Linked DNA regions of Homo sapiens: region 2 is linked to region 1. Evidence: chromatin loops called from intact Hi-C (ENCODE). Cell type or tissue: Caco-2. All regions are shown on one strand. Each heading gives the region's core, and the rest is flanking DNA. Links, peaks and the distances in the headings are about the cores only. Region 1 overlaps DIRC3 (disrupted in renal carcinoma 3). Region 2 has its middle 120 kb from the start of DIRC3-AS1.

Region 1 (2,804 bases), core at 55-2,554:
TTGATATCTAGGAAGATTAATATCTTTGTTGCAGTGCTTACCTTTTTGCCACTACCTATTATAATGCCCTTAGTCTCTTTTCTCACATTTACTCTGCTACTTAGTGTTTTATTTGCTTCAAATTATATTCTTCATTCCCACCTATTGTCTATGCAACAATAGGTCACTTCAGTTTTGTCACCACATATAACAGTTGAACTGTTCTTCCCCCCATGACTCTGTCCTTGTTTAAGTTACAGATTTACATTGAAATATATTCAATGCTCACACAGTCCATTTTCCAGAGTTCTTCAGGTCCAGGTCCTATCTTGGTTAAATGATGTTTTTTCTATAGTAGGACCATTAAAGTTGGATAGTGATTGCAGTGTTCTCTGGGGTTCTGCACATAGAAAATCGCTTGATACTTGAAGCTTAGCTCATCTACATAAAAGCTATTCCACAGTTCCTTTAGTTTCCTGAAGATGTGACTGTGTTATTCTTTTACTTTAGATGAGAAGTCCGATTTTCTTTCCTATGTAAGTGATTTGATACTTTTGCCTGGAGATCTAGAAAAATTTTTTCTTTATCTTTAAATTACAATATTTTCCTAGTATATGTCTTGGACTTCACCATTCCAGGTTTATTTTCCCAGGGATACTGAGGAGCCTTTAAAGATGCAGATTCAAGTTTTCTTTTAATTTCAGACATTTCTCTTAGTCTGTGGTTTTAAATACTAGTGGTTTTCTATTGTAATGGCCTTCTTCTATCAATTATTTTCTCTCTGATCTCTTTTGCTTTGTTCCTTATTTTATTTTTATTCCCTTTTTTCATGGCTTTCCTCACTGTTTCATATTTTCAGTCAAATCTCTTTTTCCATGGGTACTTTATAACTTGGCCTTTATTTTTAAGATGATTTTGTCTTTTCCTTCCATATCTTTCCTGAGTTCACTCAATTCTTATTTCGCATTTTCCTGAAAAATAGGGTTTTTCACAAAATAATAGGGTTTTTTGGTCGTATTTCTTTTATAAAGCTTAAAACTTCTGATTTAAGGTTTTTGTTTTCTATCTTCACATGCTTGTTTTAGGATATTCAATTCAGTGTGGGTGTTCTGTTACAGTTTTCTTCCACCTCATATTTGATTTCGGTAGAAGCATTTTCATCTGCTGGAATGTTTTAATTCCTGTTTTTTTTTTTTAAGTTATTGGCCTTGTATGAGTGTCGTCTGCCATTTTCTATTCATTTTTAGATGTTTAAATATACAGTTGTAGATAGGCGCAGTCATGGCGTTTGATGACTGACCATGTTTCTTAGTTCAAGAGCACCCTCTTCTGTTGGCATGGGAAAGTGTAGTTTCTTCACTGACAGCAGCTTTTGTGGGGGAGGGGTTGGTGTGCCTTCTGAGCTTTGAGATCCACTTTTGCTTGGTAGGACACTCTTTCTTCGTTCTTCCCCTCCACTCAGACGCCTCTGAAGCCCTGCTGCCAAGCGGCCCCCTCTCCTCCAGAAATAGTGCCCTTTCCACAGGCCAGCCCAGCCCCATGGGCAGTCAAACCCTCCCTTTCATTCGCATCCTGAAGCAGCGCCCTCAGGCTACCTGGCCTGTGAGTTGTTCAAGCTATTTCTCAGTCAGGTGCGAAGTTCTCTTTCTGGAGGTTATTTTGTCTGTGGTTTTGGACACTAATGCCCCCAGGCACCGTTCTCCTTTTCCAAACAATCTTCAGGCTGAGTCTTTGCTCCAGCACTTGCTCTGGAGACCACCTTGAGCCTGGGAGTTTACTCCCTTATCTGTAGGTAATTTGAAGTTTGGAGTATTCTATCTCAGTTATATTGTGTGTGTATATTGTATGTTTTATTGTATGTGTGTATATGTATTTGTGTGTGTGCATATATGTATATATAGACAGAGAGAGGGAGAATCTGGAATCTGGAAGTTAAGTTATAGACTCAGGAAATTCTTAAAGCTGTTTTGAATATAAGATAAACTACAGTTTAGGATTACCAATAAAGCTTCACTAGACTCAGGTCTCCCAGCTTCCAGGCCAGTTTTCCTACTAACACCCCATACGCTCTTGGACAAGTCGTTTAACTTCTCTGGATGCCAGTTTTCTCTCTTGATGGAAAGCTATCTGTAAGTGTCTTTCCAGTAATATTCCATGTGTTTTAGACTGTTCCTCTAGCATTATGACTCTCTTCTCCATAGAATACACACAAAAGAAATTAACCTGCATCTTACAACTCAGGCCTCAGCATCACAAAGAAATTAAGTTCTGTGTTAACTGAGTCTTGGTGTCATGTAAATAAATATAAACTTGTTTCTCTCGCTGTTTCAAAGAGAACTGGGGTCTCTGTTCATTCGATTGGTAGCCCTCTAAGGGATGGGCGCTTAGTTGGGAGCTGCCACATGTCTGTGTTGGGTTTTATTTTTTCACAAGGCCAAAATGTTCCCTCTAGAACACACAGTCCTCACCAAGTTCAGAAAGAAGCCAACTGCCCTTACCTCCTCCCCTCTTCTCCATGCTCCTCTGGGCTCAGGGTCCTGCCTCTAGACCACTCCCCACAACATAAAACATCTCCATTCCTAGAGAAGACCATAATTTTAAATAAATAAAAATAGGGAAGGAACAGGGAAATTGCAAGGGTAAATGTGAAAATATTCAAGGTCACCATAACCACTCTTGTTCAATAATGTGAATTTATGTAGCATTCTCAGTTTTCATGTGCCTAAAATAATGATACATACTCCCCATCCATAGTGGCTGAAGAGGCAATATCACAGATGATTCATCCCAAAAGGGCCCTCCAAAGGTCATCCTGGCAATGCCCT
Region 2 (2,804 bases), core at 73-2,572, 340 kb before region 1:
CAATGTAAACATATATCAAAACATCACATTTCAAGCTGGGTGCAGTGGTGCACTCCTGTATTCCCAATTACTCAGGAGGCTGAAGCAGGAGGATTGCTTGAGCCCAGAAATGAAAGTTCAGCCTGGGCAACATAGTGAGATCCCATCGAGAGAGAGAGAGAGAATCACTTTATACCTCATGAATATATAATATATATTTTATTTTTAAAAAGAAAATTTAAAAACAAATGCAGGTCATGGATCCAGAACTCAGAATGTAGGTAAATTAATAAGAAACTAGAAAGAAAAGACCATCTTTCTTAATGATTTCAACTGGCTCTGTAGGAAACCACCCAGGTGTTCATTGTCTCCAAAGAGCTAAACCTTGCCTCAGAAAAATGACCTTCTCCTATCTTTCCTGCTGCAGCAAGAACCTCTGGTTTAACCAATTAGGTAAGTCATTTATATGACACTCAATCTGAATTATTCTGTCTGTCTGTCTGTCTATCAATTTCTCTATCTGTCTATCATCTTTAGGGAAAAAGTATATCCCATGCACAGTTATGATAACAAAGGAGTCATCTTCTATACAATATTAAACATAACTATTGAAAAGTTAAAAACTCAAGCCTTCAGTTTAGGGTTTGATTTTCATGATCCAAAGCAGCATTCTTGACTGATTGTTTTTCCTTGTGTTGATTCATATTTGTCTGAGTGAATTTGATTGGCTGTTTTGGAATTGCGTAAGATACTTCTTCATTGACCCAAATAATCTGTTTGTTGATTTTATTCAGACTAACATATAACTTAATTGACTAAATTTTTGCCTTTCTCAAATGGTGTGGTGATTACATAGACTCAATCTGTATTTTTGAGAAGTTTTTAAGTATGCTTTCATTAGCCTGAGACTAGTGTTCCTGAAACCTTGTAAAGTACGGAGCACTTCAGGAGCAGAGAGAATGAATACCTTGGGTGATGCCCAGTGTAAATCTCATGGTCTGGAGGGAATCTTGTGGCCAATATGAGCCTCGTCAGATGTCAGGCTTTCCAAAAGTAGAAGTGGAAGGCTCCTGTTTTTCTAACTCCTGCTGTTCCCCTGACTATCACTATGTTGTCCATATTGTTTTCAGAACTCACAGCTTAAAGAACCACCTTGCTTTTCTTAGAACTTTGGGGGTGGACCTTACTCCTTTTTACTTTTTTTTTTTTTCAAATTGCATGTGGATTCTACTGTATTTAGCATAACTCAAGCTTAGCATTTGAACATGTTTCATAGCCAATAGCTTTGCACATCCTCCATGATTGCATACTGTGTTTCAGACACAGATGTAGGACATGCAACTGATGTGGCCATCACTAATGTCAATACTGACCCTTGCTCTGTGCTTTGGGCCCTAAGTAGAGCTAGGTCCATGTAGTAGTCTAGTGCCCTCTTGTGGCTTTCAAACTAAGAGTCTTGAGCTATTTTGTAGAATTAGAGCTATTTGTAGAATCACGAGTTTGAGAAGACCACTGTGAAGTTACGTCCTGCCTTCTCTCCCTTAGTAACACTACCCACCTCCTGCAAAGCACAGTCAGTGATGGGAGACATGTTCTACTCTGAGCTAAGAAAAACACTTTGGAATGTGGAGATCAGGGTACTGGAGTTTAATAGAGACCTTTAGAACTTACTATACTGTGGATACATAGCATATGACAAATAAATGTTAATTGAAATTCCTTTGCCAAATTGGCGATACCTCCCAGTTTTTCCATTCACTCTTAAACTTATTCATTCAACAATTTCTCCAATGACATGATTTCAAATAATTTGATATGTTTAATTTGAAGGCAAGAGAATTATAAGGAATATATCAAGTGATCTCAAAAGTTTGAAGATCTGTAATGTGACCAAATCAAGTATCCTACATGGCTCCAGAGAGACACACATTAAGGTTGTAGATATTGGTTAGATATAAGGAAGAACTTTTTAGTGACTGCAATTGTAGAACCCTGAAACATGTCTAGGAATAAACTTCTCATTGCACTGAAACAGTTTAGCAGGGATGTATTAATTTTTGAAATAGACATTTTAAAGAGAAGTTTCTCCCATGGACTAATTGATCTTTGATAAAAATCTTAGATTTTTAGAATCTAAGATTTTGATTTTTATTAAAAATCTAAGATTTTAATAAAGATGTTTTAGATTTTTAGTCTACAAATGTATTTAAGAAAAAGCACAGCTTCCTTTGACTAGTCAATTAAGTCCCACAGCTAAGCAGTCGTAAGGAGCAGAAAAAAATAACTGTTGGGTACTAGGCATAGTACCTGGGTGACAAAATAATCTGTACAACAAATCCCTATGACATGAGTTTACCTATATAACAAACCTGCACATGTACCCCCAAATCTAAAAGTTTAAAAAAGTCTTCTCTAATGTTTAATATGAAACTTTCCCATATGAACATTGCAAGTTCATAACTACCATCTCCATTTCTAGGAAATCAAATTGTGTGTGTGTGTGTGTGTGTGTGTGTGTGTGTGTGTGTGTGTGTATACAGGTGTATGTTTACCCAAACCCATTTTTATAACCTATCTGGTTTTGATTTTCTAGATTGTAATAGGACTTTTGACATTTTCTTCAAAACCTGACATTTTGTCACTTAACTGCTTTTCATTTTCAGCAAGCCTTTCACATTGATGTCTAATTGTGTATAATGGCCAATTACACACTGGAAAAATATGCATATTTGCTTGATTCTGGTTATATGACATATGATGAGTATGTTCATACATATTTATTAAAGCAGTTATTCATTCATAGCACAGCAAAAAAAAAAGAGTCA

What was found. Hi-C counts contacts between places; a loop is a spot of excess contacts. Peaks named below come from ENCODE experiments on the same cell type or tissue, not always from the same donor. Only the 100,000 strongest peaks of a DNase experiment are listed, where the experiment ranks them.
Region 2: it touches region 1 in a loop (15-fold over the local background); 45 of 110 quality-filtered maps call a loop at or near these places.

Annotation. Positions count from the first base shown.
Region 1 is chr2:217,509,635-217,512,438 of GRCh38, forward strand. The region is part of intron 2 of DIRC3 (disrupted in renal carcinoma 3); the gene reads right to left. Among named protein-coding and RNA genes, the nearest start is that of DIRC3-AS1, 230 kb to the left of the region's middle. RefSeq lists a silencer at 1,232-1,321. In Caco-2, for the core only: a CTCF peak has its summit at 1,295 (motif pointing left); a DNase peak (open chromatin) is centred at 1,327.
Region 2 is chr2:217,165,023-217,167,826 of GRCh38, forward strand. No RefSeq gene overlaps it. Among named protein-coding and RNA genes, the nearest start is that of DIRC3-AS1, 120 kb to the right of the region's middle. In Caco-2, for the core only: a CTCF peak has its summit at 1,460 (motif pointing left); no DNase peak of the experiment used is centred there.